Regions from separate parts of the Homo sapiens genome. Here region 2 is linked to region 1. The links are chromatin contacts, found by Hi-C or POLR2A ChIA-PET in ENCODE. All regions are on one chromosome and are shown on one strand. The core of a region is the stretch at or near the end of the contact, and the rest is flanking DNA. Distances in the headings are between cores, read along the strand shown. Region 1 has its middle 52 kb from the start of MIR101-2. Region 2 has its middle 47 kb from the start of JAK2.

Region 1 (7,492 bases), core at 3,357-5,856:
GCTGGTTGCAAACTCCTGACCTCAGGTGATTCGCCCACCTTAGCCTCCCAAAGTGCTGGGATTATAGGCCCAGGCCACATTTTCTCTTCTTATAAGGACATCAGATTGGGTCTACCCTAAAGCCCTCATTTAAACTTCGTCTCCTTGTTAAAGCCCCTATCTCCAAATAATCACATTCTGAGGAACTGGAGCTTAGGGTTTCAACACATGAATTTTAGGGAGGTACAATTTAGACCATAATAGGGTGACTTCTACATTTTGTTCTATATTGTCTCAATTTTTTTATAATGAGAAAATATTTCTTGTGTAATTTTTAAAACAATTAAAAAGGAAAAAACTGACTGGAAAGCAAATTCTTAACACCAAAATGTTGATATGAGTTGTCTCTAAGAATTATACATAATCCTTATATTTTTTCCCTTTGTTTTTCAGTGTTTCTCTCCAACGCTCTTCAGTGAACATGTATTACTTTTTAATGAGGAAATAGAATAAATATTTTTTAATGAAATAAATAAACCCAACAGCTTCCCCTTCAAAAGCCTAGAAGTTAAACATATTCAAGGAACCTCTGGAATTGGCCAATGATCTCTGATGATTTAGAATGACACTTACTTACAGTCAAGCTATTAAAATACGTGATCATTCAGAAATGGCATGTGGGTCTTAGAGTATGAAAACCAACATATTTCTCTCCATTTTCCAGGTCACAGTAGTAATCTAGTGTTCAGTTAGGTCTTTTCAAGCAATTATTCAAATTAAAGGTTTTTTTCAAATGAGTATTACATTATGTCTCTGCTGTTAATTATGTGAATGGCACACTTTTTCTTAATTTACTCGGTGTCATTAAGTAATGAGTCTTCACCCAACACCCAACAATATCCTAAATATTAATAGAGTATTTCTTCCAAGAAATGTACAGTAGAGTCATTAAATAATCCCCTCATATTATGAAATCACCTACAAAATTGTATAAAGAATAAGAAAATAAATAACTTAGGACTCCAATACTTATCCATTTGGCCTCAGGGTTTAGAATTCAGAAACACCCCTGAGATTCACTGATTCCTGAATTTGGCAACTTTTCCTTGGGGCCCACTTGAGCAAACTATAGTTGGGTGGTAAGTTTTTCAGTCTAGTTCCCAGGAGAGTTCCAGTCTGGGTGTTGAGAAACACAAGATGCTTTGAACACCTGTTAATAAGGAAATTGCTGCATATTCCCCATGTGGCTATTTGAAGGATGAAGCAACGATGTCTTTCAAAGTGGCATCTTCTTTTTTTCTCCTTTTTTCCTTGGAAACGGTCTCTAGTTCTGGTAAGAGTAGATTTCCCAGAGATGGAAAGCAACCTAAAGTAACAAATACTGGAAATTTTGAAATTTTTCTTTTTGTGGTCAGTAATCCCAAAAATTTTCTTCCCACTGGGGAGCCACTCATAACTCCTGATTATTCATTTACCCACTGGAATGTAGCAGATTTGGAAATTATGTGTCTTTACCATGCCAAGGTTTGTCAGTGACAGTAGTTTGTATTTACAAATGCCTTTAGAAATGGGCAAGGTTTATTTTTCTTTCACATTTTTATTAGGTTGGTGCAAAATGAATTGTGGTTTTAAAGTAATGGCAAAAACCACAATTCCTTTTGCACCAACCTAAATAGTAGTAATAAGCCAAAACAAACACTTTGGAGAATTACTATGAATGAAACATTAGAGGAGTGAATGGTTTCCAGCATTACATCACCAAATGTGATATTCCACAAACTCTTTGGCAATAGCAATAGGGTCTTTACAAATATTTCCTTCCCGTAAATTTTAAACTAAAATTTGGCTTAAATTAGCAATTTTCTAACAGTCTGTCTCTGTACCCAACTCTATGCAAGCTGTGAGGGTTAAGCATATTTGTCTATCACCTGGAAAAAAAGCAGGAAAGAAAGAAAAAATGGCTAACTGCCAAGTGATTGAGAGCTACTATTCATGTCTGGATTCAATTTTCTTTCATCTTTCAAATGCAAAATCTATGCCCTTTTGTTCCCAGAGAATAAGAAGCAGACCCTTTTCCAGGTTTTTTGGCAGGATTAGGGAGGCACCTGGATTAGCTGAGGTGGTTCCATGCAGACAAATGAGGGACAATTGTTTAAATGAGAGGGACTGGCCAGGAGCGGTGGCTCGTGCCTGTAATCCCAGCACTCTGGGAGGTTGAGGCAGCAAGATTGCTTGAGCCCAGGAGTTTGAGACCAGTCTGGGCAACATAGCAAAACCCTGTCTCTACAAAAAGTATTAAAATTAGCCAAGCCTGGTGGCATGTGCCTGTAGTCCCAGCTACTCAGGAGGCTAAGGTGGGAGGATGACTTGAGCGCAGGAGTTGGAGGCTGCAGTGAGCCATAATTGCACCACTGCACTCTAGCCTAGGTGACAGAGCCAGAACCTGTTTCTGAAAATAAAAATAAATTTCCATAAATAAATAAGTAAATGAGAGGGACTGAAAGCAGCCAGATGAAGAAGCTGAGGAGGCTGCTAGGCAGATGTGGAGACCCAGATGTTGGCTGCTGTCCCTTGTTCTACCCTGACAAGCAGTGAGGTGACCTGCTCTCTAACACTAGGTAATCTTTCACAGTTCACCAAGCACTTGTACCTACGATAACTCCTCTGGCTTTTTCAACACCCCTATGGTGAAGAAATGGCAGGCATACACAATAAACACTATTTTGTATCATATCCCATTATGTTTCCAAGATTTGGAGTCAGACTAATGAGATCCAAATATTAACTCAGTCACTTCCCGCCAGTGTGACCTTAGTAAGGTAATCAACTTCCCTGTGCCTCATTTTTTGCACCATAAAACAGTGATAATAACACCTACTTCATAGGCTTGATGTGAGAACAAAATGAGATAGTACATGTCCTCAATACGTGGCCCAGCACAGAGTAACCCCTCAATAGATGTTAACTAATATTTGTAATCAGTGTTTCCTTGCATGATTTCTACCTTTGGTATCATGCCATGAAAGTTTTTTCTCTCCCTAAGATTACATATTCACTCAAATTTTCTTTTATGATCTTACATTTTACATTTCAATCTTTTACCTACTTAGAATTTATTTGAGTATATGGAAAAAGAAAGGGATCTAACTTTTTTTTCCAAATGATTTTGGGGCATAATACTTTAAACAACAAAACACAATGCCCAGCAAGGATAAGAACAGGGCAGTACTTTCCTAAGTAGGGGCCAGTTCAATTTTATCTTTTTAAAAATAATTTCTGGCCAGGCACGCCTGTAATCCCAACACTTTGGGAGGCCGAGGCAGGTGGATCATCTGAGATCAGGAGTTTGAGACCAGCCTGGCCAACATGGTGAAACCCCGTGTCCACTGAAAAAATACAAAAAATTAGCCAGGCGTGGTGGCATGTGTCTGTAATCCCAAATACTTGGGAAGCTGAGGCAAGAGAATTGCTTGAACCCGGGAGGCGGAGGTTGCAGTGAGCCGAGACCATACCACTGCCCTCTAGCCTGGGTGGCAGAGTGAGACTCCATCTCAAAAAATAAAAAATAAATAATAAATAATTTCTATAATGGATGCTTTTTCTCAAAAGGCTGTGAAATTATTGGATTTTCTTGGTTCACGTTGGTTTCTGTCATCAAAAATAATAAAAACTGATTTTATCTTCTCAAAATATTAAAGAAGAATATTCCAAAAGGAATATTCTATGAAAATAAAATAAGAAAAATAATAACAGGCTGGTTGTACCAACTAACTCCTATCTATTGCTGGCAGGAAGGAGCTGTAAGCAATCCGTACTTCTAGATATTTAAGGATGAAGCAATATAATGAAGAGGGGGAGAAACCTATCACAAACAAAATGTTTGCTTTTTATTTGGTTATGCCTACTTTATTTTTTAAATTAATATAGTTTAACAAAAATACATAATAGAGAACAAATTAAAAATTAAATTTTTTGGATTACTGGCAAGATGGCCAACTAGGAACAGCTCTGGTCTGCAGCTCCCAGTGAGATCAACGCAGAAGGCGGGTGATTTCAGCATTTCCAACTGAGGTAACCAGTTCATCTCATTGGGACTGATTAGACAGGGGGTGCATCCCACGGAGGGCAAGCCAAAGCAGGGAGGGACATCACCTCACCCAGGAAGCACAAAGGGTTGGGAACTCCCTCCCCTAGCCAAGGGAAGCCGTGCGGGACTGTGTCATGAGGAACGGTGCACTTTGGCCCAGATACTATGCTTTTCCCACAGTCTTCGCAATCCGCAGACCAGGAGATTCTCTTTGGTGCCTACGCCACCAGGGCCCTGGGTTTCAAGCACAAAACTGGGCGGCCATTTGGGCAGACACCAAGCTAGCTGCAGGAGGTTTTTTCCATACCCCAGTGGTGCCTGGAAAGTCAGTGAGACAAAATCGTTCACTCCCCTGGAAAGAGGGCTGAAGCCAGGTAGCCAAGTGGTCTAGCTCAGCAGATCCCAGCCCCATGGAGCCCAGCAAGCTAAGATCCACTGGCTTGAAATTCTCACTGCCAGCACAGCAGTCTGCAGTTGACCTGGGGTGCTCAAGCTTGGTGCGGGGAGGGGCATCCGGCATTACTGAGGCTTGAGTAGGCAGTTTCACCCTCACAGTGTAAACAAAGCTGCCAGGAAGTTCAAACTGGGCAGAGCCCTCCGCAGCTCAGCAAAGTCGCTTTAGCCAGACTGCCTTTCTAGATTCCTCCTCTCTGGGCAGGGCATCTCTGAAAAAAAAGCAGCAGCCCCAGTCAGGGGCTTCTAGATAAAATGCCCATTTCCCTAGGACAGAGTGTCTGGGGGAAGGGGGAGCAGTGGGCACAGCGTCAGCAGACTTAAACATCCCTGCCTGATGGCTCTGAGGAGAGCAGCGGATCTCCCAGCACAGCGTTCGAGCTCTGATAAGGGACAGCCTGCTTCCTCAAGTGGGACCTTGACCCCTGTGTCTCCTGACTGGGAGACACCTCCCAGTGGGGGCTGACAGACACCACATACAGGAGAGCACCGGCTGGAATCTGGTGGATGCCCCTCTGGGATGAAGCTTCCAGAGGAAAGAACAGGCAGCAATTTTTGCCGTTCTGCAGCCTCTGCTGGTGATACCCAGGCAAACAGGGTCTGGAGTGGACCTCCAGCAAACTCCAGCAGACCTGCAGCAGAGTGGCCTGAATATTCGAAGGAAAACTAACAAACAGAAAGGAATAGCATCAACATCAACAAAAAGGACATCCACTCAGAGACCCTATCCGAAGGTCACCAACATCAAAGACCAAAGGTAGATAAATCCACAAAGATGGGGAGAAACCAGTGCAAAAAGGCTGAAAATTCCAAAAACCAGAATGCATCTTCTCCTCCAAAGGATCACAACTCCTCACCAGAAAGGGAAGAAAACTGGACGGAGAATGAGTTTGACAAATTGACAGAAGTAAGCTTCAGAAGGTGATTAATTACAAACTCCTCCGAGCTAAAGGAGCATGTTCTAACCCAATGCAAGGAAGTTAAGAACCTTGAAAAAAGGTTAGATGAATTGCTAACTAGAATAACCAGTTTAGAGAAGAACACAAATGACCTGATGGAGCTGAAAAACACAGCATGAGAACTTTGTGAAGCATACACAAGTATCAATAACCAAATCAATCGAGTGGAAGAAAGGATATTAGAGATTGAAGATCAACTTAATGAAATAAAGTGAGAAGACAAGAGTAGAGAAAAAAGAATGAAAAGGAACGAACAAAGCCTCCAAGAAATATGGGACTATGTGAAAAGACCAAATCTATGTTTGATTGGTGTACCTGAAAGTGTTGGGGAGAATGGAACCAAGTTAGAAAACACTCTTCAGGATATTATCCAGGAGATCTTCCCTAAACTAGCAAGACAGGCCAACATTCAAATTCAGGAAATACAGAGAACACCATAAAGATACTCCTTGAGAAGAGCAACCCCAAGACACATAATTGTCAGATTCGCCAAGGTTGAAATGAAGGCGAAAATGATAAGTGCAGCCAGAGGGAAAAGTCGGGTTACCCACAAAGGGAAGCCCATCAGACTAACAGTGAATCTCTCTGCAGAAACCCTACAAGCCAGAAGAGAGGGGGGGCCAATATTCAACATCCTTAAAGAAAAGAATTTTCAACCCAGAATTTCATATCCAGCCAAACTAAGCTTCATACGTGAAGGAGAAATAAAATCCTTTACAGACAAGCAAATCCTGAGAGATTTTGTCACCACCAGGCCTGCCTTACAAGAGCTCCTGAAGGAAGCACTAAACATGGAAAGAAACAACAAGGACAAGCCACTGCAAAAACACACCAAATTGTAAAGACCATTGACACTATGAAGAAACTGCATCAACTAATGCACAAAATAACCAGCTGGCATAATAATGACACGATCAAATTCACACATAACAATATTAACCTTAAGTGTAAATGGGCTAAAATCCCCAATTAAAAGACACAGACTGGCAAATTGGATAAAGAGTCAAGACCCATCAGTGTGCTGTATTCAGGAGACCCATCTCATGTGCAAAGACACACATAGACTCAAAATAAATGAATGGAGGAATATTTACCAAGCAAATGGAAAGCAAAGAAAAAGTAGGAATTGCAATCCTAGTCTCTGATAAAACAGACTTTAAACCAACAAAGATCAAAAGAGACAAAGAAGGCCATTATATAATGGTAAAGGGATCAATTCAACAAGAAGAGCTAACTATCCTGAATATATATGCACCCAATACAGGAGCACCCAGATTCATAAAGCAAGTCCTCAGAGACCTACAAAGAGACTTAGACTCCCACACAATAGTAGGGAGACTTTAACACCCCACTGTCAATATTAGACAGATCATCAAGACAGAAAATTAACAAGGATGTTCAGAACTTGAACTCAGCTCTGGACCAAGTGGACCTAATAGACATCTACAGAACTCTCCACCCCAAATCATCCAAATCTTCAGAATATACATTCTTCTCAGCACCACATCGCACTTATTCTAAAATTGACCACATAATTGGAAGTAAAACACTCCTCAGCAAATGCAAAAGAATGGAAATCATAACAGTCTCTCAGACCACAGTGCAATCAAATTAGAACTCAAGATTAAGAAACGCACTCAAAACCGCACAACTACATGGAAACTGAACAACCTGTTCCTGAATGACTACTAGGTAAATAATGAAATTAAGGCAGAAATAAATAAGTTCTTTGAAACCAATGACAACAAAGACACAATGTACCAGAATCTCTGGGACACATTTAAAGCAGTGTGTAGAGGGAAATTTATAGCAGTAAATGCCCACAAGAGAAAGTGGGAAAGATCTAAAACTGACACCCTAACATCACAATTCAAAGAACTAGAAAAGCAAGAGCAAACAAATTCAAAAGCTAGCAGAAGACAAGAAAAAACTGAGAACAGAGCAGAACTGAAGGAGACAGAGACATGAAAAAGCCTTAAAAAAATCAGTGAATCCAGGAGCTGTTTTTTTGAAA
Region 2 (7,233 bases), core at 1,610-4,109, 37 kb before region 1:
AAGAATAAACAACAACAAAAAAATCCACTTACAACTAGACCAGTTTCTACTTGGCTAAACACCCAGGATAGTCAAAGCTGGACCAGTTTCTACTTGGCTAAACACCCAGGATGTTTAGCTGTCCTTAAAATATATTGATACTGCATATTCTTTAAAAGAAATATATGGTAACAACTATTTTATTAAGTTTTCATTAGTCTAATCGAAAAATAGGATATTTTTCACACATGGAGATAATCCTACCTATTCTGCAAGTCAGTAGGTATTTCTTTCCAATTATTTAAATTAATCTGTTTGTACATTGTCCCTATGGTACATTAGATCATTGCTCTCAATTCTTTACCCCCTCCTTCTGTCAGGTGAACTTCTAATGGGAGTTATTTCCCTCTCTCATTGATGTTGGGCATAATTACATATGTGATTTGGTTTGATCAATTAAATGATAGCACACATGAGCATAGGCCTTAAGTAGTTTGACTTGGCCTCTTTTTTTTTTTTTTTTTTTTTTTTTTTAGACAGGGTCTTACTCTGTCACCCAGACTGGAGTGCAGTGGCACAATCTCGGCTCACTGCAGTCTCTGCCTCTTGGGTTCAAGCAATTCTCCTGACTTGGCCTCTTGCCTTTCATAATCCACCAGGAGAAGAATATGCCTCAGATAGCTAATGGGATTTGGGAACATGTGAAGCAGGCCTGATCCCAACTTGAGGCTTTGATATAAGCCCAGCTGTCCTGCAAAAGAAGCAGAGCATCCCAGATCATCCACAGGCTCATGAACAAGGAAAATAAAGGCTTATTTTTATGAGCCACTGAGTTTTGGAGCTGTTTATTACTCAGCATTGTAACAATAGCTGACTAATATATCCCATATTTCGTGTTCAGTGACATATATATCTGTGAAAATTGATTGATAGAATCATATCCTTATATTAACTCTCAGTCCCGCAATATGCAATGACAAGGAGCTTTGAAGACTCAAATAATCAAGTACAACCCAATGACCAGTGTTTTTTGCTAATATCAATGGGGACCCCAGACAAATAATAAACACTAGATAATATTCCATAATGAAGTTGGAGAAGAAGTAAATAGAGTACAAGAATCAACAAAAATGTAAGAAAATCCTAAAACCGTAAGAGCCTTATAAAAATAGCTGGAGTGGGCAAGAATGTGTGAGTTTAACCAAGCCATCTGCCTTCTGCTCCGCTGGCAAACAATTCAGTTATACAGTACAGCTCTTGATTAAATATAAAAACACTTCTCCCACCCTTTTTCTGTCATAATAATAATTTTGGTGCATTTCTTTGTATACATTGTTTTTTATATACTGCAAGAATTTTTCATGTGGCTAAAAACTACTGAGTCTCAATATTTTTCTGATTCGCTACCATTGACTTACCTAAGATATTTCCACTAGGACAATATAGATTACATATAATGTTTTTTTCATAATCGTTATTTGAAATGGCTGTATAATCTTCCATTGAGTGGATGCACCATAATCTAGTTAAACTATTTCCTGTTGTTAGATTTTAGGCTGTGACTAATTTTTCACTATTATGAATAATTTTCCTGTGAGAAGTGCAAACCGTAGGCATATTTTTTTAATCTCTGGATTATTTCCTTAGTACAAATACCCAGGAGATTCTACTAGGTGAAAGGATGAGAATATTTTAAAATCTCCTGATAGCCAGGTGCAGTGGCTTGCACCTGTCATTCTACTTACTTGGGAGACTGAAGCAAAAGGATCCCTTGAGCTCAGGAGTTCAAGAACAGCTTGGGCGACATAGCAAGACCCTGCCTCTAAAAATTACTAAATAAATAAAACTAAAAGATCTCAATACATATAGCTAAATCAATTTCTAAAAGACGTTTCTAATTCTACTGGTAATGTACTATAGTACTAACAAACATTAAATATTATTATAAATGTTGCTATGCTTTGTAGCCAAATGAATGGAAGGGGTATCTTATCACTTTTAAAATTAAAAGTGAGGTGGAACATTTTTCCATGTTTGTTAACTAGATGATCTCTTCTTCTCAATATCTATTTACTTTATTATACCACGAAGGACTTGAAGAGCTTTCAAGTAGTGTTTGTCAGTAAGAAAACATACTCTTTTTGTTTCTTTTTTATGTAGGTGTTTTGTGTGGGTCACTCCATGGATTCATAGGTGAATCTATTCCCTCAAAATGAATCTATTGGGAACATTCTTTAAAAAAAAACAAACAAACAAAAGTAACAGAGCAATAGCAAGATCTTTCTGAAAAAGAAATTGCTGGCACATTTTACCAGCATTTACCTTGATCCAAATCATTGAGTTTAGAGAGAGATCCAGTCAATTTAGCAAATCAGCCAAAAGCAACAGTATATGACAGATCAAATTCCATTGGAACAAATACCACACAGACTGGGCAATTCCAGGGGCAGATATAAGACAAATGAGGGGAAGTTGAAGGGAGATAAGATTGTTGGCTGATAGAAAGGAATTTCTAACAACTAACTCGAGCCCCAAATAGACAACAAAGGAGCAACAAAGATGCAAAGATGGTCAGGAGGAGTTTGGAGGATTCATGCAGGAGGGTGTGGGAGGCCTTGTGGTGAGTAGACTGGATAGGACCCCTAAAGTCCCTTCCAACTCTATTTTCCTTAGAGTGGCCCTTGGACCTGAACTTCCTGGTCCTGGGAATAGGAGATTGCTTTGTACAGGACAGAAAAAGAGGAAGAACCTGTCCCTCTCTTCTTGAGGGTGGGGCTGACCATAGTCAGAATTTTGAAATAGAGTTTATCTTTGGCATCTTCTCACTTCCCTTTCTGTACTTTTGCTTACCAGCTGCCCAGTATTCCGATGGGGGTGTTAGCCTCTAAGCAGTGCCACTCCTGCATTACTTCTTTCTCTTTAACCACTTCAAAACTCCCATTCTCTTAACACAGCTAACCTCAGCTAGCTGTTGAAAGGAAAGCAATCTGTTTGAACCATTTCACTCTAAAGCATGACCGACTGATAGTATCATGATCTTCCCAAACAGATACGAATTTTCAAAACAAGATGTTTCTAAAGCCAATGGCATCTTTAACAACATGTGGTAAATTAAACCCCACTTAATAACCCTTCTGAAGTTCAAGTTCCAGCTACATTAATTACTGTCCCTCAGTATTGAGGAAATTACTAGGCCATCCTGTGTTTCAATATTCTTATCAGAAAATGAGGAAGAAATACAACTAAACCATATAATTTATATAAGCTGCCTGGCATAATGCTTGACACATGGGTCTTATTGTTAGTTATTATTGTCCCCTTTGCAGTCATCCATGCAGAGGTGTAATCATGTATTTCTTACTCTCATAACGCATATTCCTTGGGCTGGGAGGTGAGTCTCCAAGTCAGAGTCTGGGCAGCTGACATCCTTGTTGTGTAAAAGGAGGATTTCCTCAAGTTCAGCAGCCTCTATTATCCTTTTCTATCACATTATTTCCTGCCATTACATTTTTTTCCATTCTCTTTACTTTGTGTTTTATTTGTTTGTTTGTTTGTTTGTTTGTTTGTTTGATGGTTGAATTAGGAAGTTAAATTTTGATTTGAAAGTTTGGTTAATTTATTCTCCATGTCTCTTCTTTTCTGATATGGACATTGAAAGCTATAGATTTCCCTCTGAACAACATGTTGACCATACCCCACAGATTTTGTAGAGTAATGCTTCTGTGCCCATTCATATTTATGTGATTTATAATTTCCATTTGATTTTGTCCTTAGCCCAAGAGTTATTTCATTATTGATTTGTAATTCATAAACAGTCTTATTATCTCTATATTCTTATAATAAATAAATGTAGCACTTTAGGCGTTAGAGGGCCAGCAAGCATTTGGTGGCTACACAGCCTCTTCTCTTCATCTTTAGAAATGATGGATCTCAAAAATTTCCATTAAGTACAGGTATGCTTTAAATGAAAATATGCTTCATTAAACATATTTTCAAAATAATGCAGTATTGTGCTTTCAGTAAACCACAGCAATAGCTATCCATTTAAATCATATCCTTCAACAACAAACCAACTTTGTTCTGTTAACATGGTGAAAAACGATAAAACCTATAATTAAAATAAAAGTATGCTAAGCCAGAAAAATAAAAATTGTGTGTGTGTGTGTGCACGTGTGTGTGTAAGAGAGAGAGAGAATGGGTGAGAGAGATTTATCTTCAACAATAAGCTAAAATTTGGCAATGTCTTATTAGTGGTTTCAGCCAAGGAAATCTAATTATGTAACTGTTGTTATTTTTATAGCCACATTTGTGAGTTCTCTAATGATTTTAAGATTGCCTTATCTTAATGAGAAAGCAGAACTGACATCCTCCCAAACTGGGCTAGTTGTTTACTTATTTGAAGATTTATCTTTTCCCTACAAGTACTAGAGTCCAAGTTATCAGCACGTTAATGTGACAGTTAAGAGGCCATACTCCACTGTATATTTGGATTGTATGGGGTGACCAGTGCTCTGGTTTGCCCAGGACTGGGGGTTTCCCAAGATATGGAACTTTCCATGCTAACATGGGGACAGTCCCAGACAAACAGACACTGTTGTTCACTCTACTTATTTCCCAACAAGTCAGAGCATTGTCCAGGCCCATCTTAACAAGCAGGTACACCAAGCTAACTATCATTGACTTTGTATGATTCAAGGACTACCAGGAAGACCATTCTGTCCCCCAAATTACCCACAGACTCTAATAACACTATCCTCTTTTCCAGCCGGAAACCTCTACCATTAGAGTCATTCCTTCAGTTTTCTTTTTACCTAAAATTACATATCAAAGACCTAGGCATTATCTTCAAAAGGCCTTTATTACAAAGCCCAAATCTGGAAAATAAGACAGTTTCGGACTCTGACATTTACTACATCCCAGGTACATTGGACTACTAAGATATAAGACATTTTTCTACCCATAGGACCATCTGATACAGGTGGGAGGGAGATGTGTGGTAAGTACTGTAGAGCAGCAGACATAAAGTGTTACAGGAGTGGGAAGGGGGATCCCTGGGTGATGGTAGCAGAGGGGAAGTCAGGGGTTTCAGGAGAGATGTGGTGAATGCAGAACTTAGGCCCACAAGATCTCATGCTCCAAAAATAGGCTGAGGGAGAAAGCCATGTCCAAAAAGCAAAATGTCCCTACTTTACCAAACTCTACTTTAAAACTGAGTTTTGAACTCAGAAATATCTTCTTTGACCATTAAAAAATCCTAATGTGAATGTTGGAAGAAAGATATGTGTGTGTTTAAATATATATTACATATTAACTAAATATATATTATATATTTAATTAAAATTAAAGTAAACTTAATAGTGTAAATCACTTATGAAATTCAAAGGGAACTGCAAACTCAATTAAAAACTATTTTTTTTCTGGGGAGAGTAGCAATTCAAAGACCCAAATACAAGAAAAAATTGTAGCTTTTGTGGGTAATGGGCTTGGCTTTGTCGTTGCTGTTGCTGTTGTTCTCGTTACTTGTATTTCTTTCTGTTTCATTTCCCAGAAATAAAAACTGTTTCCCTTTCATTATTTCCACTTTCCAAATTACATTACACACTAACTGAATCAGCTTTCATTCTCCGCTCACAATTAAAGCTTCCAACCCACATTTCCCTTCTCCTGATTTTTACATGTCAGAAACCTAACTGTACAATTGGTGCCAGCTTCCTAGTTTGCTCCTACTCTTTCTAACAGCACAGCTTGGCACTTTCTTCAGGAAGCACTATAACTGTTTAAGGAGATAATGGAGACTGATATATTTTACATTACCTACCTCCATGTTATGAGTGGGAAAACCAAGGCATATCAAAGTTCAGAAGTGAAATGGAATTCTTAGGTCACAAAAAGAATCATGCGAGGGAATTGTGGACCCCTCCACGAATCTCTTGGCCAGACACTCTCTTGATGTTTATTTAGAAGAGGTAACCCTAGGGACAAGAACAGGGACTGAATTGTGGAGAGGAATCACACATAGGGTAGAGGTTGTAGGTGATGTCTAAAGTCCCTTCCGAGTCTAAGATTCTGTAAAATTGCTTTTTTGGGGTTTCTTCGAACCTTGGCTTAATGAGCCTTTCCTTGTGCCAGGTATATTCTGAGCTGGGTGCCTTCCTCTAGCCGCTTTTCTGTAAGGAAACAACTGAATGACCCAACTCCTAAATCTGGACTTCCTGCTGCTGCTGCTCTCCCAAGTCAGAAATCAAACAAAAACTAACAAACATTAAACAATAAAAACAAAAACAAAAATTAACAAACACCGAGTGAGCATATTTTGTTTACTGGCTGCTAAACTAGGTCTGGGCAAAGTTTTAATAGTTGGCAACATGACAAGAAAAACGAAACTGTTAAAACACCATGAATTTAAAAAAATAAATAAATAAGGATAATTAAAGATGTCAGCAGGAAGTATTATACAGTGATGGGGGGTGAGTGTATTGGGATTCTGTGACCTTGAACAAATTATTCAAGATCACTAATCCTTTACCACATCTGTAAAAGGGAACAATAATGGTGCATTCCTCGTAGGACAGTCATGAGGTTCAAATGAGGTGATTATGTGAAATGCTTAATGGTGCTGGAAGCACAGAGCACATATTCAGACTTGATTCATCCATTGGCTTCTCCACATGCTCTCTGTCCTTCTCCAGGCTCCCTTGCCCTGGGAGGCTAGCCTATATGGCTTCTGCCTGGGTTTGCTTGCCTGAGAGGCCCAGTAGGAGCATGGGGGAAGGAAAGAAGGGGAAAGTGAGGCGTGTATTCTCCAGCTCCCTCCCTGGAGGGTTGCCATGGGGCTGTCAAGGTTTCTTGACAGTTGGACACAAGGCCTGCAAAGTGTCCCTTCCCACACAGCCTTCAAGCCTAGATGAGGTAATGGTACCTTGCTGTGGGTCATTGTGCTCTCCCTGGCAGTTCCTTACATGCTCGCTGAACCACTGTAAATTGTCCTTCTGTTAAACTCTGCTCAGATTACCCAAATGGAGTGCACTGTTTGATAGAGTAGCCAGTAACAGCCCTAGCAGAGCAGTAGCAGTTGCAGTTATTTCGAGTATGAGATTAAGCACCAAATGAATTTTAAGACATGCAAAATACATAATTAAGCGGGAATAAATTCCCCCACCTGCAGAAGGCAGCTGAAATACCTCAGATACAGACCATCCCACATGTCTTAGACCTTTTTATAACATCCCTGAGGAATAGCTCTCTCTTTGAAAA

What was found. Hi-C counts contacts between places; a loop is a spot of excess contacts on that map. ChIA-PET counts read pairs that join two places held with the same protein, here RNA polymerase II (POLR2A). Pooled maps may share reads with other maps.
Region 2: a loop to region 1 is called in a map of ascending aorta, with 3 times the contacts of the local background. The contact joins two enhancer-like sites. A Hi-C loop is called at or near these places in 4 of 168 maps with a recorded cell type or tissue (aorta, ascending aorta, cardiac septum and 1 more) and 3 of 50 pooled maps. POLR2A ChIA-PET finds 5 or more read pairs at or near these places in 1 of 52 experiments (activated naive CD4-positive, alpha-beta T cell).

What each region holds. Positions count from the first base shown.
Region 1 is chr9:4,899,010-4,906,501 of GRCh38, reverse strand. No RefSeq gene overlaps it. Among named protein-coding and RNA genes, the nearest start is that of MIR101-2, 52 kb to the right of the region's middle. Within about 2 kb of position 4,606, at least 7 of the 41 ENCODE cell types and tissues checked have a DNase peak (open chromatin) inside an H3K27ac peak, as active enhancers do.
Region 2 is chr9:4,934,842-4,942,074 of GRCh38, reverse strand. No RefSeq gene overlaps it. Among named protein-coding and RNA genes, the nearest start is that of JAK2, 47 kb to the left of the region's middle. Within about 2 kb of position 2,859, at least 4 of the 41 ENCODE cell types and tissues checked have a DNase peak (open chromatin) inside an H3K27ac peak, as active enhancers do.